Regions from separate parts of the Homo sapiens genome. Here region 2 is linked to region 1. The links are chromatin loops, found by intact Hi-C in ENCODE. Cell type or tissue: gastrocnemius medialis. All regions are shown on one strand. Each heading gives the region's core, and the rest is flanking DNA. Links, peaks and the distances in the headings are about the cores only. Region 1 overlaps RICTOR (RPTOR independent companion of MTOR complex 2). Region 2 holds the start of FYB1 (FYN binding protein 1).

The links. Peaks named below come from ENCODE experiments on the same cell type or tissue, not always from the same donor. Only the 100,000 strongest peaks of a DNase experiment are listed, where the experiment ranks them.
Region 2: it touches region 1 in a loop (2.2-fold over the local background); 4 of 110 quality-filtered maps call a loop at or near these places.

What each region holds. Positions count from the first base shown.
Region 1 is chr5:39,005,233-39,022,032 of GRCh38, forward strand. RICTOR (RPTOR independent companion of MTOR complex 2) reads right to left here. Exons shown (of 38, transcript NM_152756.5): 3 at 15,807-15,904. Among named protein-coding and RNA genes, the nearest start is that of RICTOR, 61 kb to the right of the region's middle. RefSeq lists a silencer at 6,633-6,839. In gastrocnemius medialis, for the core only: no CTCF peak of the experiment used is centred there; a DNase peak (open chromatin) is centred at 9,519; H3K27ac peaks cover 3,774 bases.
Region 2 is chr5:39,217,827-39,234,626 of GRCh38, forward strand. It overlaps FYB1 (FYN binding protein 1), which reads right to left and starts at 1,737. Exons shown (of 19, transcript NM_001465.6): 1 at 1,617-1,737. RefSeq lists an enhancer at 2,813-3,314 and a silencer at 14,181-14,475. In gastrocnemius medialis, for the core only: no CTCF peak of the experiment used is centred there; a DNase peak (open chromatin) is centred at 6,535; H3K27ac peaks cover 1,101 bases.

The sequences.
Region 1 (16,800 bases), core at 7,439-12,438:
GAAAAATTCTATACAATATATTTTCAAAACTACTTCTGTCCAAACTCTCCTTCTGGTAATTCAATTAAATGTATGCCAGATCTTCTCATGTGTATCACAAATCCGTAAATCCTCTTTTTTTTTTTTTCCATTTTATCTCAATGCTTCAGTTGAATATTTTCTATAACCTGTTTTCTGATGTGTCTAATCTTCTATTACATGTATCTAATGAGTTTTTAAATGTAGATACTGTATTATTCCCTTCTTGAATTTCCATTTAATCCTTTTAGCCATTCCAATGTGCTAATGAAATTCTTCATTTCACATCAATTTTCTCCATACGTCCTCTATGTTCATGACATAGTTGTTACTGAAAATAGGTTTCATCTAATAAACCTGAATGATGTGGATCATCTCTGGATCTGTTATTAACTGTTTTCCCTTTTGTTCTAGTCATGTAATCCTGTCCTTTGGTAGCTCCTTAGTCTTTGATTGTATATAAAAACTTGCAAAGATTTGATGGTGTTATCTGTCTCCACAGAAGGTTCAGCCTTCTTTCTGTTAAACCACTAGATGGTGTTGAGTCCACGTTAGGTGGTTGCCCTGGTAAGACCAGGCCTACCTCTGCTTTTTCCCTGCCACCTGAAGTTTCAACTGAAAGCTTATTGTTAAGAAAACTAGTCCAAGGAGGATGAAAAATTTAATTTTTGTCCTGCAAACTCCATTCCTGATTTTCAAAGATTTTCTACTTAGGTTTTAAGTTTCTCATCCCAGGTAGCCCCAGGATTAAACAACTGAACTGAGGGGAGAATCTCCTCATGCTTGATGCATCTAGGTAGGACTCCACCAAAACCTCTGTGCTGTTTTTTGACTTTCGGCAACAGTATTTCTGGGCCTAATGCTTGAATCCCGTTTCCTGCCCATACTTAACATCAGCAAGTGTCCCCTGGGAAAAAGTTGTTGAAGCAGCTTATTTGTACAAGATTCTCTCTTTTCTGAAAGGTTGGTGTCTGCACTTATTGTTGCCCGAGCAGCTTCCTGCTGCCTTCAAACAGGTTTTCCTAGTTTTCATTGAGAGCGGTGGTCTAATACTACCTTTATGGATCCCACCTGGATGAATATATGCCAGTTTAATCTAGATATGAGTCTGGAGAATTGACTTTTACCTAAAAGTTACATATAATGTCCTTAATTGATTTATTGCGGCTAACTGAAATGGATTAAAGAGAAGATAAATCATTTATTTAACACTGAAGACCAAGAAGGGTCTCCAAAGTGCTAATATTCTTTCTCAGTATGAAGTTATAAACATTGTAACCATACAGTATAAAGCAACCAAAGTGATCAACATATCACATCACATCCACGAGAAGCATGGACCCTAAGAAAAAGCTGATAAAAGTTCACTACCCTATTGGTAGGATAACTGTAAAAATTTCCTGTCCAATTTTTTCTTTAGAGGAAATAAGGGGAGGGAAGGGGAAGGGAGAGGAGGGGAGAGGAGGGGAGAGGAGGGGAGAGGAGGGGAGAGGAGGGGAGAGGAGGGGAGAGGAGGGGAGAGGAGAGGAGGGGAGGGGAGGGGGTCCCAAACAGAATAGGGTAGGAGACAGGACTAGAATAGCTGCTATCAGATATTGCAACACTGCTGATATTACAATACTGGTATTCCTTAAAATTCTGATATGACGAACAAAGAGGCCTCAGACTTTCAAAGAGTATGTTTTTCTTTTGTTTTTACTGTCTTGTACAGTGTTGAAAGTAGTTACAAATTTAAGAGAATGCGTTTTTATACATACATATTTAAAATAACATAAAATTTTCTAAGTTTTGAGATAAAACTTCTATACCTCTAAAAAACCAACCATATACCTAAAATTAAAAGTGACAATGTGTTAGTAAAAAATATTTGCAACAAATATGGTAAGAAAAAGGTTAAGGCACTGTATGTAGTTTGCTAGGGCTACTATAACATATGTCACAGACTGGGTGGCTTAAACAACAGAAATGTACTTTTTCATAACTCTGGAGGCCAGAAATCTAAGATCAAGGTGTTGGCAGGGTTGTTGTTTTTTTAAAGTCTCTCTCCTTGCCTTACATATGGCTATTTTCTATATCTTCCTATGTGTATGTCTGTCTCCTAATCTACACTTTTTATAAGAGATTATATTAGATTAGGCCCACCCACCCATATGACCACATTTTTCTTTAATTATCTTTTTCAAAGGCCCTATCTCCAAATACAGTCACATTCTGAGGTATTGGAGGTTAGAAATTCAACATACGAATTTTGACGAGACACAATTCAGCTCACAGCATTCCATCCTCACCTAGCAAACTAATACAGATCCTTATAATGTAAAAGGTTGAAACAAATTGAGGAAAAACTTCTCAGGACCCCAAAGAAGAACAGGCAAAGAAAATGTACAAGGAATTTACTGAAGAAATATAATTGACAAATAAATATGACATATATTCATTTTTCCTAAAACCCAAATCAAATGAATTGCAAAGTTCTACTTACAACTCACAAAAATGGCAAAATATTGTTTTAAATATTATTGTATATTATTTTATTATTGTAAATATTTCAGAAAATAGTTTTAAATATTGTATATTACTATAATAGTTTTTAAATATATTGTAAAATATTATTTTAAATATTATTATATACTGGTAATGGGATTGAAAACTGAAAATATTTTATAAAATAAATTGGAAAAATGCACTAGGATCAAGATCCACTTTTGGAGATTTATGTATTTTAAATTATTTTACTAATATAAAGTAGGTTCAAGTACAAGATGCTTATGACATTATTTATAACATTAAAGAAATGGGAATAAAATGTTTATAAAGGAGGAACTTCATGAGGCCATTAAAATACTGTAATATACAATCATAAGAAAAATATGCAGAATCTATTGCTAAATGGGGAAAAGATTCTGTAAGACATATTTCTTAAAAACACACTTTAAAAAAAAAGGATATACATCAAAATTTTAACACCAAAAATTTTTTTAACAACAACTCCTCTGCGTTTTTGTGTATTTTATAAATGTTCACAATTAAACATGTATCACACCATCTAGGAATAGTTTTATATATAGTATTGATGAATACACACAGAAGTAACAATTATTGACTGGTAATCTTCTCAACCCTGGTAGTACTTCTGTAAATGAAAACAACTGAGGCTTAGAGAGGTTAATATGACTTCCTAAGGCCACAAAGCCTAATTAAGTGGTAAAGCTGGAAATCAGATCAAACCAGTTTGACGCCAGAGCCCACTATGAAAAATATTACTATAATTTTGTATTGAAATTATTTACACAGGGTTGGGGGTTAGGGGAAGTAAAAAACAATTGAACATTACCATCTTATTTCATTTCTCCAGCCTCAAATGTGGCATCAAGAATCTGGAGAACTGCACCCTGGCTATATATATACATAAAACAAATAAGAAAATTTAACTATTGTTTTCTCCAGAACTGCTAACTAAAAATATACCATTAAAAAAAAACTGCCCATTTCAAAGAATTAAAATATAAAAAACTGCACTTTCACTCCTTAAAATAATTTATTATTTTAAAGATTTCTCACATATTTCAGAATACTAGCATTATCACTATGTGGTACCATACATGAGTAAGAAAGAAAAATATGGTCAGCTTACAGTGTTATCATTACTTCATCCTTGGGAATATTCAAATATATATAATATAGAAAAATTAAGGTTAGAATTTGTTTATATCAACATACAAAATATTGTGCTTTCAAACTGGGAAAAAATGTTACTTTCTTAAATTATAATTTACACATATCAACTCAACTGCTTAAAAAGGGAGTATTTCCATTCCTCTGCTACAGTAATAATGAATGTTAATAAAATGAAAGGTTGTAAAATTCTACAAATATACAAAGTCTTGTCCTTTAAAAGGTTGGTTTTTCCCCTAAGTGTGTACTTGACTCTCATTTCCTGCATTATATTTTTCATACTTGCCAGTCAACCTTGTAGAAAACTATAGATTCAGAGAACACAATTTTCAAATTATCTACCTTCTCAGACGAGAAAAATATATGACCATTTATCACTTAACATTTCCTAGAGTTAGCAGTTTTAGTGAAAAAGTTAAACAAAATTCAAAGGTATTATAATCTTAAAAAACAAACACGCACCATTTAAAAAGTGTTTAGAGAGGTGTGTCATTTTCTGATTATTAATGTCAATGCATCTCAAATGCAAGAAAAGTTTTTGAGAAAGATGCTGAATCAGCTGGAAACTGGAAAATCATAAATAACTAAAAAGAACAATTATGGCAGAAACACAATATATTTGTTATTAATTAGTGCCTATTTTCCAGACATAGTAAATGGAATTCAATAATGGTTAAATTTAACCATTTAACCATTCAATAATGGTTAAATGCCTTCAGGTTGTTTCCAGGACTGTAGAAGAGGGCTTTAATCAGTCTTAAATGAAAAACCTTTTGAATTAGAATTATCCCGAGCAGTGATTAAACTTTCTATGTGTAAATAAATTCACATATATATTGGGAATAGGAAAGAAGATAGTAATAGAATTCTAAATTTTGGATTATCAAAGAAATATTATACTTTCACTGCTAATCACTAAGAATTCATATATAAATCTCAAAATATTATGAATAAGAATGACTTTGATACAAACTTCTTGTGATGACTACCTTACTAGTTATCTCCTAATTTAAATAACCAAACCCTAAAGTACACATTAAACTGTTTAGCTCTTTTTCTATGTGATATGGTTTGGCTCTGTGTCCCCACCAAAATCTCACCTTGAATTCTAATAATCCCCACGTGTCAAGGGCAGGACCAGGTGGAGATAACTGAATCATGGGAGCAGTTTCCACCATGCTCTTCATGTGAAAGTGAGTTCCATCTATGACCATATCACCCTGAACACACCCAATCTCGTCTGACAGTGAGTTCTCACGAGATCTGATGGTTTTATGAGAGGCTTCCCCCTTTTCTAGGCACTCATTTTCCCTCCTGCTGCCATGTGAAGAAGGATGTGTTTGATTCCCCTTCCGCCATGATTGTAAGTTCCCTGAGGTCTCCCCAGCCATGCAGAACTGTAAGTCAATTAAACCTCTTTCCTTTATAGATTATCCAATCTCAGGCAGTTCTTTATAGCACTGTGAGAACAGACTAACACAGTAAACTGCTACCACAGAGAGTGGGGCACTGCTGTAAAGATACACGACATGTGGAAGTGACTTTGGAACTGGGTAACAGGCAGAGGCTGGAACAGTTAGAGGGCTCAGAAGACAGAGGAAAATGTGGGAAAGCTTGGAACGTCCTATAGACCTGTTGAATGGCTTTGACCAAATTGCTGATAGTGATATGGACAATGAAGTCCAGGCTAAGATGGTCTGAGATGGAGATGAGGAACTTGTTGGGAACTGGAATAAAGGTGATACTTGCTATGCTTTAACAAAGAGACTGACAGCATTTTGCCACTGCACTAGAAATCTGTGGAACTCTGAACTTGAGAGAAATGATTTAGGGTATCTGGTGGAAAAAATTTCTAAGCAGCAAAGCATTCAAGAGGTGACTTGGGTGCTCTTTAAAACATTCAGTTTTATATATTCACAAAGATACAATCTGGAATTGGAACTTATGTTTAAAAGTGAAGCAGAGCATAAAAGTTTGGAAAATTTGCAGCCTGATGATGCAACAGAAAAGAAAAACCCATTTTCTGAGGAGAAATTCAAGCTGGCCACAGAAATTTGCATAAGTAACAAGGATCTGAATGTTAATCACCAAGACAATAGGGAAAAATGTCTCCAAGGCATGTCAGAGATCTTCATGGCAGCCCCTCCCATCACAGGCCCAGAGGCCTAGGAGGAAAAAGTGGTTTCCTGGTCAGGGCCCAGGGACTTGCTGCTTTGTGTAGTCTTTAGTGCCCTGTATCCCAGCCGTGGCTAAAAGGGGCCAAGACAGAGCTCAGGCTGTTGCTTCAGATGGTGCAAGCCCCAAGCCTTGGCAATTTACACATGGTGTTGGGCCTGTGGGTGCACAGAAGTCAAGAATTGAGGTTTGGGAACCTCCATCTAGATTTCAGACGGTGTATGAAAATGCTTGCATGTCCAGGCAGAAGTTTGCTGCAGGGGTGTAGCTCTCATGGAGAACTTCTGCTAGGACACTGTGGAAGGGAAATGTGGGGTTGGAGCCCCCACACAAAGTCCCCACTGGGTACTGCCTAGTGGAGCTGTGAGAAGAGGGCCACTATCCTCCAGACCCCAGAATGGGAGATCCACCGACAGCTTGCACTGGGCGCCTGGAAAAGCCACAGGCACTCAATTCCAGCCCATGAAAGCAGTCAGGAGGGGGTGCTGTATCCTGCAAAGCCATAGAGGTGGAGCTGCCCAAGGCTGTGGGAGCTCACTTCTTGCATCAGTGTGACCTGGATGTGACACATGGAGTCAAGGGAGATCATTTTGGAACTTGAAGGTTTAATGACTGCCATATTGGGTTTTGGACTTGCATGGGGCCTGTAGCTCTTTTGTTTTGGCCAATTTCTCCCCTTTGGAATGGGTGTATTTACCCAATGCCTGTACCCTCATTGTATCTAGGAAGTAACTAACTTGCTTTTGATTTTACAGGCTCATAGGCGGAAGGGACTTGCCTTGTCTCCAATGAAACTTTGGACTTGGACTTTTGGGTTAATGCTGGAAAGAGTTAAGACTTTGGGGGACTGTTGAAAGGGCACATTTGTGTTTTGAAATGTGAGGACATGAGATTTGGGAGGGGCCAGGGCAGAATTATAAGGTTTGGCTCTGTGTTCCCACCCAAATCTCACCTTGAATTGTAATAATCCCCATGTGTCAAGGGTGGGATCACGTGAAAATACTTGAATCATGGGGGTGATTTCCTCCATGCTGTTCTCGTGATAGCGAGTAAGTTCTCATGAGATCTGAGAGAACTCACTCACTATCACCGCTTTTATAAGGGACTTCCTTCCCCCTTAAAAAGTCCTCTGAGAGAACTATCAGTGGTTTTATAAGGAGCTGCCTTCCCCCTTCACTCAACACTCATTTATCTCTCCTGCCGCCATGTGAAGAAGGACATGTTTGCTTCCCTTTCCACCATGATTGTAAGTTTCCTTAGGTGTCCCCAGCCCTGTGGAACTGTGAGTCAATTAAACATCTTTCCTTTATAAATTACCCAGTCTCGGGCAGTTCTTTGCAGCAGTATGAGAATGGACTAATATACTATGAAAGATACAAGAAGAAATAGAAGAACATAGAGTGAGTTAAAACATGGACATCCTGCGAAGCCTCTACTAATAATCAAGTTGCTAATTAATCTTCAACAATTAGGTAGCAGTTTCGTCACTACTATTTTTGCCGTTACTGTTGACATCCTATCTCCTGTATTAATGTAAGTCATTAAAATGTAATTCTGACTACCCTATTATATAGGCTTGTTATTATATATTAAGAACAAATCATTGACTATGTTTAGAAATTGTTAAAGACTTTACAAAATGTTAAGAATTAGCGTTTACAGTCACATAAAATGCTAAATTATTAGACACCACACTTTTCATTGGGTTTGGCACTCCCCATGCCATCCATGCATTTTTTTTAATTGGCTATCAGTCACAACGCCTAGCTAAACCTGACCAAATAACATCAGAGTTCATATACAAAGATGCTAAGAGAGGGTTACTCTCTGCTTTTCAAGACTAGAAGTATTAAGGATGATGTATTTTATCTTAGTCCCATGGAAAGTGTTTATCTGAGAATGAAGACAACCTGAAAGAAAACAGGAATGAAAAATAGAGTGGCAGCATGTAATTGACAGTGTCTCAACCCCTGGGTTGTCTTGTCTGAAATTAGGATCCAACATTTGATATTCCTAATTATGTACACAAAAAATTTCTTTATATTTTAGCTAAGATGAATTAAGTTTGTTGAATTTATTACTTATAAACAAGTTAAACTTTCAGTATCTTAAGTCCACAATTATTTTATGAGTATAACACGTTAAACTTAACATTTTTATAAAAGCAAAACAAATACTATTATACAAATCTTATTTTAAGACGGGTTAAAGATTTTGATAATGTCACTGGTTTGACTATTAAAATCCATGTCCATCATCAGTGAATCAGTTATTTGTTATAATAAATCTACATGACTTTCTTACACAAATACTAAAATATTCAAAAAGGGCTATAAACAATTATATCCTGTCAAAGTTACAACAGAACTGTATATTATCTCCAAGTATTAAAAATTTGTCTGTTTATTAAAATGATCAAGTTTTAAAAAATGTAATGACTAGTTAAAACTAGGTAGTTCTAAATGCTACTCCCATTTTACTTGTATTACTCTGAAGGTTAAATAGTTGTAAATAAGCAAAAGAAACAACAACCCTAATTTTAAAAAATGTTATCTCACATACTAGAATTCCATGGCACAGTCTTTTACATGGCAATTTAGACACAAACACACACACACAGAGCTACAAAAAAAGTAGATTGACATGTATAGAAAAGGAAAGCATGCTATGATATATTGGGATGTGGAAAGCAGCAAACTGCAAGTCAATACACATTTACATACAAAGATATATATACACACATACACATTTATATACACATATCATGCTGTCATTTAAAAAATACCTTTTTGCATATACATCTACAGTCATGCACTGCATAACAACTTTTCAGTCAATGATGGATCACATGTAGAATTGTAGTCCCATAAGATTATAATACTATATTTTTACTGTATCTTTTCTATGTTTAGACACTTACCATTGTGTTAAAACTGCCTACAGTATTCAGTACACTAATATGCTGTACATGTTCATAGCCTAAGAGCAACAGACTATACCACATAGCCTGGATATGTAGTACACTACACCATCAAGGATTGTGTAAGTACACTCTATGATGTTCACAAAATGATGAAATCACCTAACGATGCATTCCTTTACCATACCCTGTGTAATAATGGTAAATAAATTACGTATAACTGTATAATAAATGGCAAATAAACTGAGCATGATAGTAAACACTTCATTTTATTTTGCTCATTTAAATCTCACAATTCCCAAGAAAATACACATACACATTTATAATTATACCAGAAAAGGATACTTTCTAGTGGTTACCTCTGGAGAGTGGTATTTCTGTCAGAACAGGGAGGTGGGTGGGAAGGGTATGAAAGGGAAGAATTTCACTTTTTATCATATATTCTTCTGTACCATTTTAATTTTTTTTACTCAGCTTATAATACCTTAAAGTTTTTAAAAAGCAGAACAAAATAAATATTCTTTTAAAGCTTTTAATATAAATATATGAGATTAAATATAGGAAAAGAGAACTTTTAAGATATAAACGAGCTAAAATATTTTCATCTTTAAAAAGCAGGTCTTTAGATTATGAGCATGTTGTCAGTTATAAAAATAGAATACTAAGATTATACTCATCAGCAGTCTGTTATACACATTACTTTATCCAGTGAGATGATGTCAGAAGGCAAGCATGGGTGTGTGACATTCACATGGTTAAAGGATCACATCACTAGCTCCGTTTCTTTATACCTTAAAAGGAAGTTTAGTTTTGAAGCTGAAGTTCACCCTATACAACATTTTAATGTCACTGTTCTATTAAGATAACTTAATCCTAACAGGCTTATACTTAACAACAAAACAAATGCCAGTAAAAACAAAAACTCATATTTAAAATGCATCATCTTCCCAATCTAATATAATACCATTAATTAAACACATATTATGTGACACGCTTTTGAGTAGAGAGGGATATGAGGGTGGAAAAATAAATACTACGTATTTTTTTGTGTTTGAGAAACTCAGTTTAGTAACAGAGCAACCCACAATAAATAATAAAATAGATAAAATTTAGTAGGCATATCTATCAAATAATGGAAACACAGAAGAGGGTAGCAAACAAACTCCACTAGTCCTGGCATCATAATTATTTTTCTTATTTTCTTATTCTATAGAGCTATTCTCAGAAATTGCTGAGAATTCCTAAATTTTACTCAATAAGCAAATGAATGAATTTACAGGTTTTATAGGAATACTAGTTACCTAAATATTTATAAACCCAGGTCTCTAACAAATGGAATTCAAGACACAGTACAATTAAATTCAGTGTTCTGTGCTGCATATTTGAATAAATTTTATAATAAAATCTACACACACATTTATTTACAGAAATGGTCCTTAATGGGGGGCAATTTTGTCTCCCAGGGAACATTTGGCAATATCTGGAGACATTTCTGCTTGTCACAACTGGTTTGGGGTGGGGGTGCTACTGGCATCTAGTAGGTAGAGGCCGGGGCAGTGCTGAACACCCTAAAATACACACAGCAGCTTCTCAAAACAAATAATCATCTGGCTCAATTTGTTAGTAATGCCAGCATTGAAGAACCCTGATTTACAGTAATAGTTTACCAACTGACAACTCAAACTATTAAGCAGACTCACCATCTTACAGTCAGCTAAAAAACTAGAGAAGTGACAAAAAACAAAAAAACACAAAACACAAAAACCAAACATGAGGTTGAATCAAGGCACTACCTATTACAGAGCACATATTATGTGTCAGGCACTAGACTGAGACCTTGCCTCTACAGAAAGCAAGATTACCTCTGAGTAAAGAAATCTGCCTAAGATTGCCCTGACAGTTAATCACAGTTGGGCTGCAAGTCTCCATCTGTTTCATCTAAAGCTCATGCTTTTCCCAGCACATCACTAAGCAGCCAAAATAGATTTTATGAAGTCCAAAGTTCATGGACTTTATTCATGGGACAGCCCCTAAGATCCTGACTCAGGGCGTACTCACTCTTAGAATAGACAAATTCTAATAAGTTTGGCTATCAGGATTTTAAAATCATGGCAACATAGCAAAGAAAGGGGCTGCTACAAAGCTTGCACCAAGGCCAGAGGGATATATGAAAATCATTTTAAAAAGGATATGGTAAAACAAAAAACAAACAAGACAAAAAGTACAAAAAGTTTAGAGCCTTCATTACAGAGATACACTGCATACTCTACAGTGGTACAACGGAGAAAAGGAAGGAGAGGGGGAACAGAGAAGGGGGGAGAGGGAACTGAGAAAAGAGGGAGGAAGAGAAAGGTGACAAGGAAGGGTGAAGAAAAGAGTGAGAAGATGAAGGGGCGAAAGGAAGAAGTAGAGAAGGGATGAGAAGGAGAAAGGGCAGAAGAGAGTGGGGGAGCACAAATCAAGAAAGAGAGAGGAGGTGGAGCGAATAACTTAGTGAAATACTGTGGGGGAAATTTAGACCAACAGAAAACAAGGAAACTGAAGAGAGAAGAAGAAAGAAAAAAAGGGAAACTAATCCTAATGCAAGAAAACCTGGGACCTAGACAGAAATAAATGAAGAATGAGAAGGGAGAATAAGAGGTGTTCAACAGATTCCTAGAAATGAAGGCCAGAGGTGTTCAACAGATTCCTAGAAATGAAGGCTTTTAAGCCACTCCTGTTCCAAAAAGCTGTGTATCTTCACTGTCCAATGTGGTTAGTAGATACTAGTTGCAAGTGACTATGAGCACTGGAAATGTAGTTAGTCTTAATTGAAGTTTGTTGTTAAGTATAAACCATAAACTTGCTTTCAAAACTTTAGTATGAAAAAATAGTAAAATAACATTTAATAATGTTTTATACTAATTACATCAAATGATGTTTTAGATATACTGGCTTAATAAAAATATTAAAGTTAATGTCATGTTTCTTTTTACTTTTTTAGTATGGCTACCAGGAAATTTAAAATTACACATGTGGCTCACATTATATTTCTATTACGCAACACTATTCTAGATTTTTAAGATTGCTGTAAGACCCATGCTAGTAACAAAGTAAAATAACAGGAATTACTGCCATTCTTACCTCCATCCCCAACTTTCAGAATCCTGTTGGCAAGAGATGTGGAACTATATTATCTAGCTGTGCAAACTTGGTTATAACAGTAATTATAATTGCAAACAGGACACAGACCTCTATTATAATTGTTTTTAACAGTTAAAACTAAGCAAGTGAGGCTTATTTGAATTGAGTGAAGACTGGTGAAATAAAACTATAAAATTTAATAAAAGACAATGAAACTAGAAGATGCATTTTGCAACCTTGGAACAATGTTGCGGTCTTAAAGATTTGACATTATCTCACCACCATGTTGAAGAAAGATGTTTGAAGATTTTCATTACATTCACTCACACTACAAAATACATGCCCATACTTTTGAAAGCCCGTTCTCCAGTACCTAGTCAATGTTTTTAAAAGCTGTTTTTTAAAAAAAAAAACTTTCTCATCCCTCATATAAAATCATTTTATCATCTCTTATATATTAAAAAACAGCCAGAGTATTTTAAAACTTCACTACGGAAAAATAAATGCCTATGTACTTGCTTCTCTAGCTATAGAAAAAAACCTATATTTATTGCACAATACTACATAAAAAATTGTATTACATAGTGACTATATTCTCATCCCCTTCTATTTCTATGAAATAAAAATCAAATCCAAGTCACAGTTCAATTACTTGACAAAGAATATTTGGAAGGATTAAAACAGTACTGCTCAAACTTGAATGTACACATACATTTACTTGAGACTCTTTATTGAACTGTAGATCCTGATTTAGTAGGTCTGGGGTGGGGCTAAAATAGTGCATTTTCAAACAAGCTTCAAGGCGATACCAATACTGATGAACTGTGGATCATATTTTGAGCAGCAAGGGATTAAACATAAAATGATTCTTTCATTAAAAACAATTTATATTTAATATACTAAAAGGTGGGGGGAACGTTATCCCAAAGACCCATTCTGTTTTCTATTTTAGGGTATCTCCTAAAATAGCAGGCATTTTAGTGTTTGCATGAATTGGCTGTCCAGCATTACAAGGCTGAGAAACATACCAATCCACTCATCAAACTCAAGAATTCTGGGCTGCTACTAGAGATCAAGTCAATATTTATTTGGGACCAGGGCCCCCACAATTTGGGCTCTAATTTAGATCCAAATAATGGGGATACAACATCAGGAAAAGAGAAAGTTATAATATAGTTCTTTGGGCTTATGGCTATATTTATGAAATATGGCACACATATGTAGTTACATATGAATACTTACAAGCATACTTCATTTTATTGAGCTTCACAGATACTCTGTTTTTTACACATTGAAGGTTTGTGGCAAACCTGCTTCAAGCAAGTTCATTGGTGCCATTTTTCCAAAAGCATGCGCTCACTTTGCATGTCTGTCACATTTTGGCAATTCTTACAATACTAAAAATGTTTTCATTATTATTATCTGTTAGGGTGATCTGTGATCAGTGATCCTCAATGTAACTATTATCATTGTTATGGGGCACCATGAACTGGACCCATAAAGGACGATGAACTTAATAAATGTGTGTTCCAATTCCTCCACCAACTAGCTGTTCTTGTCTCTCCCTCTCTCCTTGGGCCTATTTCCTGAGACAAAATATTCAGTAAAATTGGGCAAATTAATAACACTACAATGGCCTCTAAGTGTTCAAGTGAAAGGGAGAGTCAACCATCTCTCACTTTAAATCACAAATTAGAGATTGAGCTTAGTGAAGAAAGTCCAGAGAGGCCTCTTGAGACAAACAGGTAGCCAACTTGTGAATGCAAAGGAAAAGTTCTTGAAGAAAATTAACAGTACTACTCCAATGAACACACAAATAATATGAAGGCAGAACAGCCTTACTGCTGATAGAAAGTTTTAGTGGTCCAGATAGAAGATTAAACTGGCTACCAACATTCCTTTAAACTAAAGCCTAACCCAGAGCAAGCAAGACCCCAACTCTCTTAAATGTTATGAAGGCTGAGAGGTGAGGAAGCTGCAGAAGAAAAGTGTGAATGGTTCACGAGGTTAAAGGAAAGAACCCATCTCCGTAACATAAAATGGCAAGGTAAAGCAGTAGGTGCCGATACAGAAGCTGCAACAAGTTATCCAGCAGATACTGCTAAGATCACTGACCAAGGTAGCTACACTAAACAACAGATTTTCAATGCAGATGAAACAATCTTCAACTGGAAGAAGACGCCATCGAGAACTTTCATAACTAGAGAGAAGTCAATGTCTAGCTTCAAAGCTTCAAAAGACAGGCTGACTCATGTCTGGGGCTAATGCAGCTCGTGACTTTAGATTGAACCCAATGATCATTTACTATTCTGAAAATCCTAGAGATCTTAAGAATTATGCTAAAGCTGCTTTGTCTGTGCTTTACAAATGGAACAAGGCCTGGATGACAGCACATCTGTTTACAGCATGGTTTACTACATATTTTAAACATACTGTTGAGAAAACAGTATTTGCTATTGCTCAGGAAAAAAAAGGATTTCTTTCAAATTGTTACGGCTCATTGACAATGCACCTAGTCACCCAAGAGTTGACAGTTACAAGGAGATTAATGTTGTTTTCATGTTTGCTAACACAACATCCATTCTGCAGCCCATGAATCGGGGAATTGGGGAATAATTTTGATTTTCAAGTTTTATTTTAATGAAATACATTTTACAACACTACAGCCACCATAGACAGTGATTCCTCTGATGGATCTGGGCAAAGCAAACTGAAAACCTTCTGGAAAGGATTTATCGTTCCAGATGCCATTAAGAACATTCCTGATTCATGGGAAGAAATCAAAATCTCAACACTACCAGGAATTTGGAAGAAGTTTATTCCAATACTCATGGATGACTTTGAGGCGTTCAAGGTGTCAGTGGAGGGAGTCATTGCAGATGTGGAAGAAATAGCAAGAGAACTAGAATTAGAGGGGGAGCCTGAAGATGCAACTGAATTGTTGCAATCTCATGAAAAAAGCTTTAATGGATAAGGAGTTCCCTCTTATGGAAGAGCAAAAACGGGGTTTCATGAAATCTATTCCTGGTGAAGATGCTATGAACACTGTTGAAATGACAACAAATAATTCAGAATATTACAGAAACTTAGTTGATGCAGCAGTGGCAGGGTTTGAGAGGACTAACTCCAATTTTGAAAGAAAAAATGCTATCAAACAGCACTGCATGCTACGGAGAAATCTTTCGTGACAGGAAGAGTCAATGCGGCAAACTTCATTGCTGTCTTATTTAAAGAAATCGCTACAGTCACCTTAACCTTCAGCAACCACTACTCTGATAAGGCAGCAGCCACTGACATTGAGGCAAGTTCCTCTACCAACAAAAAAAACCCCACAATTTGCTGAAGGCTCAGATGACTGTATTTTTTAATCAATATTTTTAAATTAAGGTACACGCATTTTTTAAAAACATAATGCTATTGCACACTTAATGGACTACACTATAGTATAAACATAACTTTTTATATTCACTGGGAAACCAAAAAACTCGTGACTTGCTTTATTACAACATTGACTTTATTGCGACACTTTATTGCACTGGTTTAGAATCAAACCCACAATATCTCCAATGTATGCCTGTACCATATATTATCAAGTAAAATGAGTAGAAGGCAAAAGAAATACATCCTTATGTGAATAAAAGGTTGAACTGTAAATTTCTCAGTGATTTTATTCTTTTCTGAACCTACCAAATTTTCTGTAACAAAGATATAATTCTTCTATTACACAAATACATTTTTAAGATACACTGGACAAAATCCATGAGAAGCAGGAAAGAAAAGCATTAATGCTGAGTGAATACACAAGAATTTGTATTTAATGATGGTCAAGAAACATTTAGTAAGTGTGGTAAGGAACAAAGAATTTTAGACAATAATAAAAATTCAAGTTACTTACCTTAGTAAAGTTATTCAGATGGCCTAGCTTTCTCATATTTGATACTCCCTGCAATCTGGCCACATTTTGGAGAATCTCTCTTAAGTTATCAGAAGGTTCTAGAAGGAAAGACAAGACAATTTAACACAATTTTATGAGTATTTTCCTGTTCAAACACATAAAACATGCAGTATTAAAACTTCACAACTTTGGCTCTTGGTTTAAAGTCTTACCCTCCACCCCAAATCTGTTAATTTAAATGACTTCAAAGTCTGTGACGAATCCAATTAACTTCACATCTCTACTCCCCTGTACCCATGGTCCAGCTCTGTATCATTGCCTGGAATTACTCAACCACAAAATCTTAAATCTTGCTATTATTTGAATGTGTTCCCCCCAAAGTTGTGTTGGAAACTTAACCACTAATGCAAAAGTGCTGAGAAGTGGGACCTTTAAGAGGTGATTAGGTTATGAAGGCTCTGCCCCCATGAATGGATTGTTAAGGAGGAAATGGGTTAGCATGAGAGTGAGTTTGTTATAAAAGCTTTTGGCTCTCTCTTGCATGCACCACCCCCACCTTGCTTGTGCTCATGCTCTCACAAGCATCTCTCCCCTCACCCCACCTCCAGTGCTCTCTTGACCTTCCAGCATGGGATGACATGGCAAGAAGGCACTTACTAGATGAAGGCCCCTCGACCTCAGACTTCCCTGCCTCCAGAACTGTGAGAAATAAATCTCTGTATTTTATAAATCTCCAGTCTCAGATACTGTGTTACAGCAGCATGAAACAGACTAAGAAAAATCTCAGCATCACAACTTTCACTTGATAGCTGTTTGATAGCATGGCTACAGTGTAGTAAAAGGGACGAAATATACTGTCCCTGTTTGAGTAAACCAAAAAATTAGATAAAATATATAGATGGTCTGTGACTTAGAACGGTTAGACCTAATTTTTCAACTTTACATGGTGCCAAAGCAATACACATTTAGTAGCAACTATACTTCAAGAACCCAT
Region 2 (16,800 bases), core at 4,473-9,472, 210 kb after region 1:
GAAATATCATTTCTACATCCCTGATCTCTCTCTCTTGTTAACGTATTGTGTAAATGGTGGAAAATGTGGTTTTTAAAGCACATTGAGGCTGGTAAAAGCTTCAAAGCCACCGCCTGCACTTACTCTTTAGACCACTAGATGTCAGTGTGATTGCTCTATGAAGCAGCCGTAACTTGGCAAGGTGCAGCATTGCACCAGAAATCAGCTGCTGCGAGCTTCCAAGCCTCTGGACTCCAGCAGAAGCTGGGGGGAATTTGAAGCCCAATGGTAGTAAACAAATAATGGACATGACAGTCAGGCAGTGTGGATTTCAACCTTTACAATAATTTCTCAAGGGAAATGGAAACCTTTTTAGCCTTTCCTTTTTGAAACGGATGGTCAACTTTTCCACGGGGTGCCTTAAGTGCACCATAACGCCTTTGATATTCAGGATCGCCTTTAATGGTACATCATAAAACATGTGGTTTTATTGGAAAGAGCACCCTTATCCTCCTCCCCCTCACCTATCACTTATGATTAATTTCTTAAGGTATCGGACTATTTGAAGTGTGTGTATCTCACATTGCATGGGGACGTTTTACTCTACCTAAAACCTCCGGTGGCATTCCCATAGCATGGGCAGAAAATCACAGCCACAACTTCACCCTTCCGGTGATAAGCCCATCTGTTTCCCACGCAGAATTATTTGTATTTAATGAAAAAATATTTAAAATGGTGAATATTAATTATTATTTTACATTAGTACTCAAAAAGTGTATATAGTTTTATCCCCTCAACAACTCCATGAGATGAGTTCTATTATTATCCCCATGTTTAGATGAGAAAACTGAGACACAGAGAGGTTAAGTGGCTCTCCCAAAGTCACACAGCTAATAGAAGGCAGAGTCAGAGGCCCATTTCTATTAATTACTTCCCTGCAAATCAAGTTAAATGGGGGGAAAAGACCTTGTGAATTTTTCAGAAGAATCAGCAATGTATACAAGACAGCCAAAGGCTCCGAGGAAAATTTGGAGTTGCTGGTTGCTTTGAAAGGCCTCCTTGGCTGATCTGCAGCTGTTTGTCATCATTTATCCAGTTTGCCAGGATTCCTTCTGAGAAGGCATAATTCATGGCAGTATAGTCCCTTTCTTTAGTCTATGTAGAAATCTCATGTGAATCCTCACCTCCTGCCAGGTTTGGAGGAAATTGAAAGTTACTCTTTCTCATCAAAAGGATGGACACATATTTGTTAGGAACCAGGATGAAATAAACCATCTGTGCCCAGCTCTGTTGGCAATAAAACCTTGTTTCTGGTTTCACTGCAAGACGTTATTTAACGCTAGTGGCACCAGAGGTTCCAACAAGAACACATGAGAGGCCTTATCCAGTTACGAAAGAGCAAGTGACAGACACGTTCCCGGCCACATTTTTATCTGCTTATCATCCTTTTGGCTACCATGAGGCTGAGTTTTAGTGTCTCCTGTTCATCTCTTTTGCTATTTTCCAACAGAACATGCGTTTCCTTCAGTTATTCAGCTAGCACAGTCTGTGCTGCCAGAATTTGGAAGTGGTGCTTTTTTCCTGCTATAAAAAATTACACATTTATTTGAAAGAAGAAACCTAGGCATAGCTGTTACCTGACTCCTGCAGAAGAAGGCGGAAGGATGGCCTCCTTTAGTGGATCTTCCTGGGCCAGGGTCTGGGCCCTACTCACTTCTAGCTGTCGCATCTGCTCTGCATGTGGAACTCAAGAACTGCGGAGCTTTCTGATGCCTGGCAGGGTTTTGTCCCGGTCAGTGGTTGAGTGAGCCACACCTCCCTCCCCTGACCAGGCAAACTTAGACAAGAAAAGTTCTATTATGCCCTCAGGATATTGAGTAATAAGGAGGAGAAAGGGGAACTTAAAAGTGTCTGTTCAGCCTGGATACTTCTGCTAACATTCCCACCAAGCATGTGATATTTAAAAGGGTAAAACCAAAACAAGATTCTCCTGCCTGCCACCATGTTTATTCAAGAGGAAGAAGCTGTAAGTTCTTTGGACCCATAATCTTTCCACACACCCAGGAGTGTCACCTGCAATGGGGGCCAAAGGGGGATGCTTACAATTAGAAAGGTCCACTGGAGCATGTGGAATATTTGGAAGCTAATTGCACCTGAGGTCAGGAGGTAAAGTGGTGTGCTTGACCATATCAACTGAAGAGTGGTCACTCATGTGTGGAAAGCCCACTAGACTCACTCTGTCGGCTCTCTGTTAGACTATTCTTGAGGCTGGAAGAAATGGAGTATTTAGATGATAATCCATGTGAAAAGACCACCAGTGGGGCTGAGTGTAGTGGGTCATGCCTGTAATCCCGGTACTTTGGAAGGCTGAGGCAGGAGGATTGCTTGAGACCAGGAGTTCAAGACCAGTCTTGACAACATGGTGAGACCCTGTCTCTACAAAAATAAAAAAAAAATTAGCCAAGTGTGATGGTGCATGCCTGTAGCCCCAGACATTTGGGAAGCTGAGGTGGGAGGATTTCTTGAGCACAGGAGTTCAAGGCTTCAGTGAGCTATGATTGCACCACCATTGCACTCCAGCCTGGGTAACAGAGCAAGATCCTGTCTGAAGGAAAAAAAAAAAAGAAGAAAGAAAGAAAGAAAAATAAAGAGAAGGAAAGAAAGAAAGAAACTCAAAAAAGAAAAGAGAAAAAAAGAAAAGAAAAGACAAGAAAAGAAAAGAAACCCCCCAAAACAGAGGCTACCATTGGGACTAAATGAGATTTTAACAAATTGTGATTGTGAAATTAACCTCCCCCACCTTCCTTCTACTCATTCATTCATAAACATCAAACACTTACTGTGTGGGTCAAGCACTGGCCAAGACTAGAAAGATGGAGAAGACAAGGATTTTCCACTCAGTGGCTTATAATCTTACAGACGTTATGCCAGAGATGGTCACTTTCCTCCCCGTATGATTTTCCCTTCTTATAGAGTAGTAGGGTCAGCAAACTATGGCCCGCATGCCAAATCTGGCCTGTGGAATGTTTTGTACAGACCTCAGGCTAAGAATTTACATTTTTTAAGAATTGTAAGAAAAGGGAGAAGAAGCAAAAGAAGACAATGATGGTAACAATGATGATGACAACAATGATGATGACATGGCTGAGACCGTATATGGCCTGAAATATTTACTATCTAGTCCTCTGCAGAAAAAGTTTGCCAAAAGTTTAGGATGCTTATTCTATCCTAAGAGATCTCTGGCTTTTTACCTGGCCCACAGCTACACAGGATAAGGCATTTTCTAGTCCCTCTTGACATTAGATTTGGCCATGTGGTTAAGTTTTAGTCAATGGGATCTATGCAGAAGGGATCTATGTAGCTTCTTGGTGTGTCCTAAAAGAGGGCCCCATCATGCTTTCCCCTCCCAGCTGGCTGGGATGCTGTGGGGGCCTGAGCTCTTCTGATCCAGTGATGACTAAGGTAATACTCTAGGCATGACAGAGCCAGGAGATAGAAGGACCTGGCCCCCAACACAGGAGACAACCCCATCTTCACTGGATTTTGCTAGATGGTTATAAAGAAGGGAACAGGAGGACAGACATTTAACTTTTAAAAATCAGTGTTATGTTGTGTCTCTTTTGCTGCAACCAAACATGTATTATAACCACTATAGAGATAGACACTGTATAACTAACCATGACACACTGTGATGAGTATTAAGCTCAAAGTATGAATAAAGGCATCTGGAAATACCCAGGAATATGTAATTCCTTCTGCATGGGGGCAGAAGAGTTGAGGAAGACTTTACCTAACATGGGACAGTTGATCTTGGGCCATGAAGGAAGCCTAACTGGAATTTGGGATTACTTGTTTTTCTTCTCCTCTCTGCCAACCTCTCTCAGATGGCCAAAACAAAATAAAATAATCCACTGGGTGAGGTGGCTCACGCCTATAATCCCAGCACTTTGGGAGGCCTAGGAGGGTAGGTCACCTGAGGTCAGGAGTTCGAGACTAGCTTGGCCAGCATGGTGAAACCCTGTTTCTACTAAAAAATCCAAAAATTAGCTGGGCGTGGTGGTGGTGCATACCTGTAATTCCAGCTACTCAGGAGGCTGAGGCAGGAGAATTGCTGGAACAAAGGAGGCGGAGGTTGCAGTGAGCTGAGATTGCACCATTGCACTCCAGCCCGGGCCAACAAGAGCAAGACTCTGTCTCAAAAATAAAATAAAATAAAATAAAGTAAAATAAAATAAAATAAAATAAAATGAAATAATCCTCCAAAAGCAAGCAACACGCCCTGTCTTCATGGAATGTACTGCCCCCTCTCCTTTTTCACCTGGCTAACTCCTGCTTATGCTCCAAAACCCAGTGTAGATATGATCTCCTTTTGAACTTTGTCCCACAAGACTGGGTAAGGCCTTCTGAGCTCTGGCGTCTTGTACTCTCTCTTAGTTGTTGGAGATATGTCTGTGTTTCTCACTAGATCATGAGTTCCTTAAGGGTTGGCGGTAACTGTGGCTTATTTGTCCTGGATTTCCAGCTTGTAGTACATTGCCAGGCATACAGAAGGCACTTTATAAACATTAATTAATGTATTAGAGGCCAAGGGCAGCTTCCTGGTTTGTGGGACTCTTGCTCTTTTTTAATGCATTTGTCCCACTAAAGGGAAGGTGAGCCCAGCAATTTATATCTCTCAGCCTCTGTGTCCTAAAAGTATATACATTTTTAAAAGTTTGCTTTCCAAAAAGGCAGAAAAGAAATGTACACATTTAGAAAGTTTTAGTTTAAAAAACTGAAAGTTTCATTTGTTATGAATGGTCTCTATGCTTAGTAGTGTCTGAAAGGTTTGAAGATTTAATAAAAACAACTAAAATGCTATGAGGTGAGTTTAGTAACATGATGGTATGTTTCCGAAATAAGCGGAAGTATAGATACTTGCTCAAATTTATCTTATTTTGAGCTTTTCTTATTATTACATAATAATAAACACCCATTTTTCTATTTTTATAAAATCTTTGCTCACAAAGGAAAATTTGTGCAGTAATATTATTTGATTACAACAAGATGATGATGCTGATAATTACATTTGATTCTCCCCTTGTCACTCTGTGTTATGTGTCTTATAATCAATAAAAGAGGGAGAGGAACAACAAACACTGAGGCCTGTTGGGGGAGGGCAATGGAGGGGAGAGCATCAGGAAAAATAGCTAATGCATGCCAGGCTTAATACCCAGGTGATGGGTTGATAAGTACAGCAAACCACCATGGCACACGTTAACCTATGTAACACACCTGCACATCCTGCACATGTACCCTGGAACTTAAAATAAAATAAAATAAAATTTAAAAATAAAAAATAAAAAAATAAAAGCAAAAGCATTGCTTTTCATGCAAACCTATTTTACTACATGCTTTGGCTACAGGCAACCAATTTTCTGAACTGGAGAATTAATGTAAGACTTTTAAGACACCGTATAGTAGTAGTATTTTCCCCTATCATTTAGAGGAAAATATAAAAATATGAGGAGCATATTTTCCTTTATGTATAGTCCTCCTTGAGATGGTGTTGACAGAAGGTGAAGTTGAAAAGAATTACTTGCATTATGTTTCTAAAGGAAACCAGTAATGTAATATTAAGTTATTATTTGAATATGAAGTTTTCATTATTTTTGTGGCTATTCACTAAAGGCCTTCATAAATTACAGGGAAACCTGAGCAATTAAATTTAAAAAAATCATTCAAATGCTTCTTAAATAAAGTTTTTGGTCTTAACATCTGCTACAGAATCAAGCTAACACCTCAGTGCTTCTGGATATTTATTAAATGTTTAGGGCTTCCATTCCCCCATGCAAGAGTAATTCTAAGCAAATGATGAATGTCTCAATGAGTAGCTCATTCTTTGTGGACGTAAAAACTAGGTTTCCACTTCTCTATCTGGTGCAGCTCTGTTGTGCAATACAAGGAGATAAAACCCTAGGTAAGAGAATTAGAGTGGGGGTGGGTGTAGTAGAGATGGAGAAGGTCAGCTTATTCTCAACTCACTACTCCCAGTATCAAATATCCATTTCAGATATAAGAATTTCTGTCTTTATACCCCAGCCCAAATTTTCTACTGTCCCTATCTCATCCCACACTCCCCTCTTCTCCAGGTGGAGAAACCCTATCCTGTGCTGTCTGCTCAGTATAATGATGACTTTGAGGTGTCAGCCTGTTCATGCCTATCACTTGTCAATGTGCTTGCTTCTCTGTCCTCTAAATTAAATACTGTACTTATTGTTGTACTTACTAGCAATTATATTTTTCCACAATTAAAAAAATGATGAAGTTAATATTCTCAAAGGAGTAAATAACACGAAACCGATGGCCATTCCAGCCATCTTTCAAGGAAAGGTGATCTGGTTCTGGTGGCCAAGCCAGCTCTGCTGTGCCAGATAAAAGCCTCCAGTGACTTACTCAGAAAACAAATCATGAATGTGTTTGAAAGTGAAATGATTTGGCCTCCAGTCAGCCTTTAGCACAGTCCTGACGGTTTCCCTTACTACAGGGATTAAGCGTCCTGTGAAAACAGATGGGGGAGGGCTGCCACCTTCTGCTTGCTCACCCAGGGAGTGGCCTCCCAAGCTTCGCCACTGCTCCAGACAGCAGCAGATGAAGCTCTGAGGAGTCCACGCCTTTCTGGAAGCTTGTTGTTGCCCTGCCAACATATATTGACTTGTCAAGAGCTCTGTCTTTAAGCCAATCACATCCTGATCACAGTTCATTAAAGGTGTGTATTCCTCTAGAGAGCTCATTGTCTGTTGTCAGAAATCACTCAGTGCCCAAACACATTAGGATGAGAATGGACTGTGTAGGAGAGAAGAAAAGAAATGGGTTCTGCTTATTTTCTTTGACTTTAACAGCTACTTCCCCTTACTCAACTCAACACTCATGTACACATATCAGAGAAGCATTACGATCTGCAAGCTGCAGGACTGGCTCCTATTTAATGTGTAAAAAGTGGCTTTTCTCTACTTTCCTCTCCCTAAATCCTTCTAACTTCAACCTCTTTCCTCTAACCTGCTCATTCTTCCTGCTTTCTTCCAAGTAGGAAACTACTTGGTTAACATCAGAGATTTTTCCACCTCCAAGCTTCTAAAATTCTAGAAATGCATTTATATTACGGAAAGTTATAAGGGACTTGAATACCTTCCAGAGGTTTTTGCTACATGGGGTTTTATTAGTGGACAAAACCTTATAAAAGATGTCAGCAATCTTTAAGAAGCAGAGGTATGAGAACAGTGTCTGCTTCCCCACTTCGCATCCTTTAGTCTCTTCCTGATTTTCTGCCATGCAGAAGAGTGGTCACTGAAGATTTTTGGTTTTGTATAGCTAGCAGTAAAATATATTTGAGTAAGCACTGCAAAAATGTGAATATTTATTAATGAACCCATATATATACATGTATGTATATATGTGTGTATGGTGTGTATGTGTCTGTTACAACATTTTAATTGACAGAGCATTAGGCTGGGAAGGCTCCAGAGTTTTAGGTTTTTATGTTAGCAAACCAAAGCCCAATATAAACAATAAGATAAACTTTACCAATTAGAATGGCCAACTAACATCTAAGTAAAGACTTTCCCAATCAGATACTGCCAACTAACCTCTAACTAGTCTTTTTGCTCTAAACAGTCAAATATATTTTCTTTGTCTTTTTTCTTAGTGCACTTATGAAAACTCACTGCCCATGCTGCTGGGGTGGAGCTTTCTGAACCTTTTGTGGTTCTGATGCTGCCCAATTCATGAATTGTTTTTTATTCAAATAAACTGCTAAATTCATCTTGTACGAAATTTTTCTTATAAAGTATGTTATGCATATACTTTAACCATTATAAAGTGCAAACAAAAATAGAAAATAAAGGAAGAGATTTTTAAAGTATAAGATTTCTAACAATTTCTCTTCATGCCCAATGAACTGTCTTGAACACTCCTCCTGAGATACTCATTTTATTTTGGAGGCAACTGATAAAAAAGAGTGGAGAGAGAAAATCATTGCACTAGAAGTAGGCAAAGCATACAGGGATCTTTCAACAAAACCATAATGTTCACCAGTGGTTGGTTCCACTTTTTTAATAGTGTTAACAAGTTCCTTTGCTCAGCATGCAAGTGTGCACCAAGCCCACAGTCTGATCCAAGGCTTATTTCGTCACAGCATTTTGCCCCAGCTGCAGGCCTCTCATGGGTCCCTGGTTCACAATTCTGAGGGTCTTACTGTTGCTCTCCTGGCTAGGTAACCACATAAGAGACATTTTCCCCTGAATGTCCAACAGGCACCATCTACACAAGACTGAAATGCGAGCTGAGGATTGGCTTTAGACTCCTTTCTCTGACTTACATGTTCATGTGTAACCAGCATGTCCTGTTGCTCCTGTCTCCCAAGTGTTGTTTGAATTCAGCCTTTTCCCTCCAGTCTCAGTGCACCAACTTCATCATTTCCTGCCTCTTTAACTGCAGTGGCTTCCGATAGAATTGTTCTGCCTCTAATCCTTTCTTTGCAGGGTTGTCAACATGATCTTCCTATGCTTAACTGGATGATATTTGCTTAAGCCTTTCACTAGCTTTCCAAACCTTTAAAAAAAAAAAAAATCAACTCTTTAAGAGTACATACAAGCGTTTCCTTCATCAGAGCTTACTACCTCTTCACTTGCATGTGGCATTGCTTTTGCTTCTCTCACTTCATGTCTTCTTCCACATTGTCTTACCCTTTGTTAATCCACCCTTTTTCAAATTCAGCTAGAATTTCACCTCCTCCATCAAAGTCTCCTCTGACCCTTTCAGAGTATGTATTGCATCGTATGATAGCATTCTACATCTTCATTCTACTAGATCTTGTCAGGGGTAGAGTTCACTTTCTTATTTTCATGGGTGTGTTTAGAATAGTAGTTCTCAAACTTTAGTGTTCATAAAAATAACCAGAGGAGATTAAAGTGCAGATTCCAGATTTAGTAGGTTTAGGGTGGTGCCAGGCAAACTGCTATTGTAACTAGCTCCCTCCTCCAAGTGACTTTCATTTATCATTCTTAGAGTTTAGTGCAGCATCAGGTGCTTAGGCCCTCAATAAATGTCAATAAAAGAAGGCATTCTCTATCTCTTATCTTTCCATGCCTAATAAGAAAATACACTAATATTGGCTGAGGCAAAAGCTATATTGACTACACATTTGTCTGTGGGACTTTTGATAGGCTATATCTGGGTGCAGAGAATAAAACTCACAGCATAAATCTGGTCTTCAGACCTGTTTTTGTTGCATCTCTGTGTGTGCAAACACACATACATTCACATAAATTCACACACACTCACATACGTTCATATAAATCCATTAAAAGTAGTTTGGAAAAGCATAAAATGATGGAGAAACTTGTCCAGATTAAAATATACCAAAAAGATATAAAAATCAAGTGTAATACATAACTCTTGGTTGGATTCTGGTTTGCACAAAAAAAAAGTTGATAAGATAATTTTGGTACAACTGGAGAAATTTCAATATGGGCAATTAAATGTTATGAAATTATTATTTTTCATAGGGGATGCCAATAGTATTATGGTTAAACTAGAGAATGTTCGTATTCTTAGGAGGTGCATGCTGAGATCTGTGAGAATGAATTGTCATTTGCACAACTTGTATTCAAGTGGCTTAGGAAATAATTTATATACACACATATGTGGCAACACATTAACAATTTGGTGTAAATCTAGATGAAAGGGATATAGATGTGTGCTGTGTTATTGTTTAAGCTTTTCTGTAGATTTTAATTTTTAAAAATGATAAAATATAAACACTAAAGTGAATTCATGTAATGATGGAAATTTCTAGCTTTCCATGCAAAGTCTGATTCTCTGATGCAACAATTTGCTGGAGCTCTGAAAAGCCTCCAGAGTTTGCCATAATGGCTTCCGTCATTGAAGTCACCTGCCTGAATCCAGTAGGCCTTTGGTTTGCAATCCATGGAAGAAAAAATTTCAACTCCTTAATAACACGCATAAAGCTTTCCTTCATCAGGCCTCATTGAGTCATGAGCTTTTGAAATTCTCCTCCTGATTCTCTTTATAGAATTGTTTTTCTTGAATCCCATAAGATTGACCCAAAATGTTTTTCACTGGGGAAGACCTTTCACCTTGAGAGGGCCAACTGGGAACTGGGAACAGAAGGCTTGGATAAGACATATATGCTGTTTCCATTCTTGACACACATATAAAGCCCAGTGCATCTCTCTAAGATCAATGATCAGATTGGAATAAGATGAAAGACTCAGAGGCAAAGGATAACTTTTAACAAGAGCAATAATATTATTTCCACCTTCTAGGATCTGGGGTCCTGGCCATACAAATCAGGATGAATAGAACTACATTTAGTTGGTAGATAGATAAGTAACCTCAAATGAAACACAGTGAAATCATGATAGAGACTGTCTTTGGGAAGCAAAGGCAAGAAATAGGCCTGAGGAACAATTATGACTGAATTTCAACTTTATATATAATGTTTATTCTTTTCGTATTAGAAAGACTTTAAGCAAAGATGACAAAATCTTTGCCAGTTCTTAGTGATGAATACATTGTTGTTTCTTATATATTCTGTTTCTTCTGTTTGTAAAATTTCTCAAAACAAACAAACCAAAATGTGTCTACCCCTCATGGGACAAAGATATCCACAAATATTTTGTACCATGGACATGCCAACTTTGGAAAAGTTGTCACCTATAGTAATGTGTTGTCAGTTTCTTTCCAGAACTGAAGGAAGTGGAAGTAGAATCATAAGCCTCCAGTTTTCTTGACTACTATTGAATATTAGGAATCATTGATTTTAATTTCAAATCACCAGGGTCAACATTTTTTGATACCGTATTTCCCCGTAATTCCCCAGTGGTTAAAGAAAGAGGTTAGCAAAAGAAAATCAAGACAAAAAAGTAGAAGATACTTCTTATATATGAACTTCCCTTCCTTTTTATTTTCTTACTCTGAGAGCTAATAAAGCAAGATCTCTGACTTATGATGTAATCTTTCCTCTTTTTTGGTTCTGAGAGCTAATAAATTTTAAAACACAATTAGAGTATTACAGTTGATGACCCCTTTGGGATTTTTACCTAAATACAGTTTTCTCTCACGATAAAATTAGGATGGTTCTTTTGTCCACTATAATTTTTTTGTAATGCATGGAAATAAAATGAGATAGTAACAAGGCTTTGTCTTACAGTGGCAGAAGATCTCATCTCTCTGTGTGAAGAGTATGGCTACGATCCTAGGACTGGGGTCTGTCCTGATTCAATGTCCTCCTGCCTTCTTGGCCAGAATGGGACTGGGGCTATCAAAAGGAGCCTGGGACTCAGGACCCAGGGAATAGTGGATGAATCTTTTAGAAGACAGGGGCTGATACTCCCTTACTAAAGGATCCATGTAAAACACAGTAGGACTCTGAGCTTGTTGGAATGGGATTGATGTCCACCATTCCCCAGTAGAGAAGTGCAGACAACAAGCTGCTTGCACGAAATACGAAGCTAATTTGTTCTATAGAGTCATTCTCTGCAGTGTTAAGAGAGTGACTATAAAAGAAGAAACCAGGGGAGAAATCAGCCATTGTCCAGACTTAAATAAAATGACAGTGGAAACTAGTAACTCACCTGAACTGTGTCCATTTCCAGAATTAGTTGAAACTCTAAACTCCTTTAAGTCTGACCAAGGCGGGTGAGTTGGGGGTACATCCTTTGATATTCACTTTTGACATTTATGTCTGCCTTAACTTAGGGATATGATTTGACTTACTGTATGAAAGTCAAATAATGATTAATAGCTACCTTTATTGTGGGATTAACATATTCCAGGCAAGGTGCAGAGAATTTATATAGATTGTCTAGTTTAATCCTCATAATATTGCTAAGGTGATGATTATGCCCATTTTATAGATAAGGGCAATCAGGTTTAGAGAGGTAAAGTGAGTTGCCTAAAAGGCAGAAGAGGTCCTGAAACTTCAGTCTGTATAATAGTCCAGATCCACTTCGTTAAATACACCCAGTGATTCTAAAAGCTGGCTTCACAAGAGAATAACCTGAGGGTAATTTTACAAAATGCTGACAGCCAGGCCCGTGTGGTTCAATTAAATCACAGTACTTGAGTGAGGTGCCTGGGCATCTGTACTCTTCAGAGCTCTCAGATGATTCTAATGGGCAAATCAAGATCGGGAATCTCTGAACTACTTTATACTGTTTCCAACATAACTAAACTCTTCCTATAGTGAGGTAGGCAAAATAACGTCCCCATCTTCCAAAAGATGTCCACCTCCATATCCCAGGAACTGTGAATATGCTACCTTATATAGCAAAGGGGAATTTGCAGGAGAGCAATTAGGTTAAGAATCTTAAAATGAGAAGATTACTCTGGATTATTTTGGGAAGACCCAAGTAACCAGAAGGATCGTTATACATGGAAGCAGATGGCAGGAAGGCCAGTGTCAGAGTGATGCAGCTGAGAAAGACTTGATCAGCTATTGTTGGCTTTCAAGCTGAAATAAGGCCATGAGCCGAGGAATGCAGGCAGCCTTTGGAAGCTGGAAGAGGCAAAGAAATGGAGCCTCCGCCAGAACCTCCAGAAGAAGCACAACTCTGCCCACACCTCAGAGGCTCATTGCAGACTTCTGACCTCCAGAACTATAAGACAATAAATTTCTGTTGCTTTAGGCCATGAAATTCATGGTAATTTGTCACAGCATATATATATGTATATATGTATAATATGTGTATATATATTTCTGTATATGTGTGTGTGTATATATGTATACATATTCTTCCACATCCCTGCAGCTTCTCTTCTGTCTTAAACATGCTTACAGTCACTTTTTTAAAAAGTCCTATCACTGTGTAAAAATGTATTATTACTTCAGTGAATTGGCCTTACCTAGACACCCGTTCAAAGGCATTATCCACAAGGCTGATGCTGGCATCACGGTCTAATGACTGAAACCCAACTGGACAGGGTACAGCTGAGAATTGCTGACTCTGTGAGAACTTAGACTTCCCTGTCTCAGTATACACACACACACACACACACACACACACACACACATATATATACACATACATGTATATATATTAGTAGAGTGAATGGAATGACTGATTGTCCCAGGCCAACCGTAATAAAAATGGAGCATAATCTTGTGCAAATATCTTTCTATTTAAAAAGGAAAATATACTAAAGTGTTGTATCATGATATTAATATTGATTAGAACAAGGAGGAAGAAATAAAGATAATGAGCAGGAAGAGCTATTAATCAAGACATATTTATTCCAGGAGGCAGTTTGATGGAATAGAAAAAAGTACTCAGCTCAGAGCAAAAAAAAAAAAAACAAAAAAAAACAAAAAAAACAAAACAGCTGTAGCCACCAGCTTCAGCTGCTGTTGCCCTGGGATTTCTGTGTTACCTTGGACAAGTCATGTCCCCATTTCCATCCTCAATTCCATGAATTCAATTAGGGAACACATTCAAAAGCACCTGGCACAGTGCTTGGCACATGGCAAGTACGAAATACATGGTTGGCCATCTTTTCTCTCTAAATGTACTGAGTACCTTTTGGGTTACAAAGCTTTCTGTTAGGTGCTATGGCAAAGTTGAATAAGAAAAAAATCTCTTCTCTCAAGAAACCCAAGGCTATTTGGAAAAACATATGATATATTTCTGGAAAATTCATAATACAATGACTATTGCAGGGTAATATATTTCAAGAATGAAATAAACAGCCCAGTCATAAGAAATTATTACACATTGGAGTGCTCCTGAAATGCTACTCGAAGAATGGGTAGGATTTCGTGGGCTGAGAGACCAGGAGATTAGTGCAAACAATGGGAGAAAGAGTGCTAATAAGGAGGTGCTCAGACACTAATTATTTCTCAAAATTCTTATGTGGCTGGGAGGTGAACAGAGGTGCAGAGAGCTATTTCTCTTTCACAGAGGGGAGAACTGAGACAGGGAAGTCTAAGTTCCCACAGAATCAGCAATTCTCAGCTGCACCCTGTCTAGTTGGGTTTCAGTCATTAGACCACAGTGCCAACTTCAGCCTTGTGGATGATGCCTTTGAAGGGGTTTCTAGGTAAGACTGACTCACTGAAGTAATAATACATTTTTACATAGTGAAGAGACTTAAAAAAAAGTGACTGGAAGCATGTTTAAGACAGAAGAGAAGCTTCAGGGATACGGATGAATTGTATATCATCAAACTGTTTGCCTTAGCTCTGAGCTCTTGAGAAATAGGTCAATGTAGAACAATGAACAATGGTGAACTTTCTCTGAACCAAAGATAAGAGTGGCTGAAAGAGCAAGACAGAAAGATACCTGTTTCAGAACATGCACACACACTACACATGCACACACACGCATACCAATCTCCTTCAGGAGTCAGCTTTGATCAAAATGAACATTGCATGTTTGTACAAAAAAGGAACATTTAATATAAACTTTTCTGGCATCAGTAGCCCATATTACCCAGAAATATAAGTCACATGAAACTAAAGAAATGAATAAGCTACCAGGAAGGTGAGTCAGGGCTGCTCTGGGCACCACTCTACCCGTTCTCCTTGCAATAACCCACAGATGTGCAGCAGGTCTCAGAAATGGTATTCAGGCTGACAACGGACCCAGCTGTCCTCTCAAATTGAAATTAAATCCTCATGTAAAGCCATTGTAAGTGTGACATTTTAGCATAAACATTTATTTTATTTATTTATTTATTTATTTATTTTTTATTTATTTTTTTTGCTTTTTTTAAAAATTATACTTTAAGTTTTAGGGTACATGTGCACATTGTGCAGGTTAGTTACATATGTATACATGTGCCATGCTGGTGCACTGCACCCACTAACTCGTCATCTAGCATTAGGTATATCTCCCAATGCTAACCCTCCCCCCTCCCCCCAACCCACAACAGTCCCCAGAGTGTGATATTCCCCTTCCTGTGTCCATGTGATCTCATTGTTCAATTCCCACCTATGAGTGAGAATATGCAGTGTTTGGCTTTTTGTTCTTGCGATAGTTTACTGAGAATGATGATTTCCAATTTCATCCATGTCCCTACAAAGGACATGAACTCATCATTTTTTATGGCTGCATAGTATTCCAGGGTGTATATGTGCCACATTTTCTTAATCCAGTCTATCATTGTTGGACATGTGGGTTGGTTCCAAGTCTTTGCTATTGTGAATAATGCCGCAAGAAACATACGTGTGCATGTGTCTTTATAGCAGCATGATTTAGAGTCCTTTGGGTATATACCCAGTAATGGGATGGCTGGGTCAAATGGTATTTCTAGTTCTAGATCCCTGAGGAATCGCCACACTGACTTCCATAAACATTTCATTTTAAAAAGTTTGCATGCAACTAGAAAGAGCTAGCAAATATTTGGCTGGGCAAATAAACGGTTTGGTTTACAAGGAGGAAGTTAGACTTAGATGTAGCCCCCAAAGAGCTGTGGGTAATTAGTTGACTGGATGAAGAACCATGGTGAGCATCCTTAGCAGTGTCTCCTGGCCAGCTTAGAAACAGAGTTCTATTGGCTTTATTCTTTCTTCAGTTAATCATTGCTTACAAGTCCAGTTGTTTTATATTTGTACTCACCATCTTCTAGAGCAGTGGTTCTCAACTCTTTGGTTTCAAGACCATTGAATGCTTAAAAATGATCGGCAGACTCCAAAATGCTTTTGTTAACGTTGGTAATAAGTGAGAAAACTTTAATTTACTTATTAATGCATTTAAAATAACAATAAATCATTACATATTAACATAAAACTTCTATGAAAAATATATTTTCTAAAACAAAACTTTTAGTGAGAGGCTTGGAATTGTTGTACATTTTTGCAAATGTGTTTAATGCCTGGCATAATAGAAAACAGCTGTATCCTGATGTTTGCTCTGCATTCAGTCTGTTGTGGCATATTGTTTTGGTTGAAGTATATAAAGATATGGCCTCATACAGACATGTAGTTGGAAAAGGGAAGGATATCTTAATAGCCTTTTCAGATAATTATGTAGTATCTAGAAAATTCCACTGAGAACTCAGGAGAAAGTGATAATGAAAAAGACAAGTTAACATAGTAGTATTATTGTGTAGGTAGTTTTGACATTGTGCGTTGCCTGAAAGGGACTTGATGACTCCCAGGCATCTTTGGATGACATTTTGAGAACCACTGCTCTGGCCTTTCTCTAGCTTAGATGGGGTTTACTGTTATCTGTGGCTAACTCTTTAAGTAAACTGACTGTGAACGCCACATGCATGATATCCAGGCTCATTTCTAGGTCTTTAAACAGCATCTTCCACTTAGTTCCATATTCACTGCCCCATCACCACAGCACATATGTCAGGAAGGCTGATTTCTCATGGAAACATAAAGAGTATGAGAAAAGGTCATTCATCAAGGCTGTTTTTGTTTTTAATTGTATTTGTGTTTTTATTAAAATATTACTGATCCTTAAAATGCTTAAATCCAGGCATGGAGACACATTTGTGAATCTTAGTTAATTTATAAATATAAAAGTATTTATGATTGTTTCCTATGGAGCCCATGTCCTAGGCAATGTGATTATAAGATTTAATCAAATGGTCCTATTGTGTCAAGGAGCTCAGTCTTTGAAATACAAAGAGGCAATTAAAAATTACATAGTTGTGGAAAACAGTGTGGCAATTCCTCAAGGATCTAGAATTAGAAATACCATTTGACCCAGCAATCCCATTACTGGGTATCTACCCAAAGGATTATAAATCATGCTACTATAAAGACACATGTACACATATGTTTATTGCAGCACTATTTACAATAGCAAA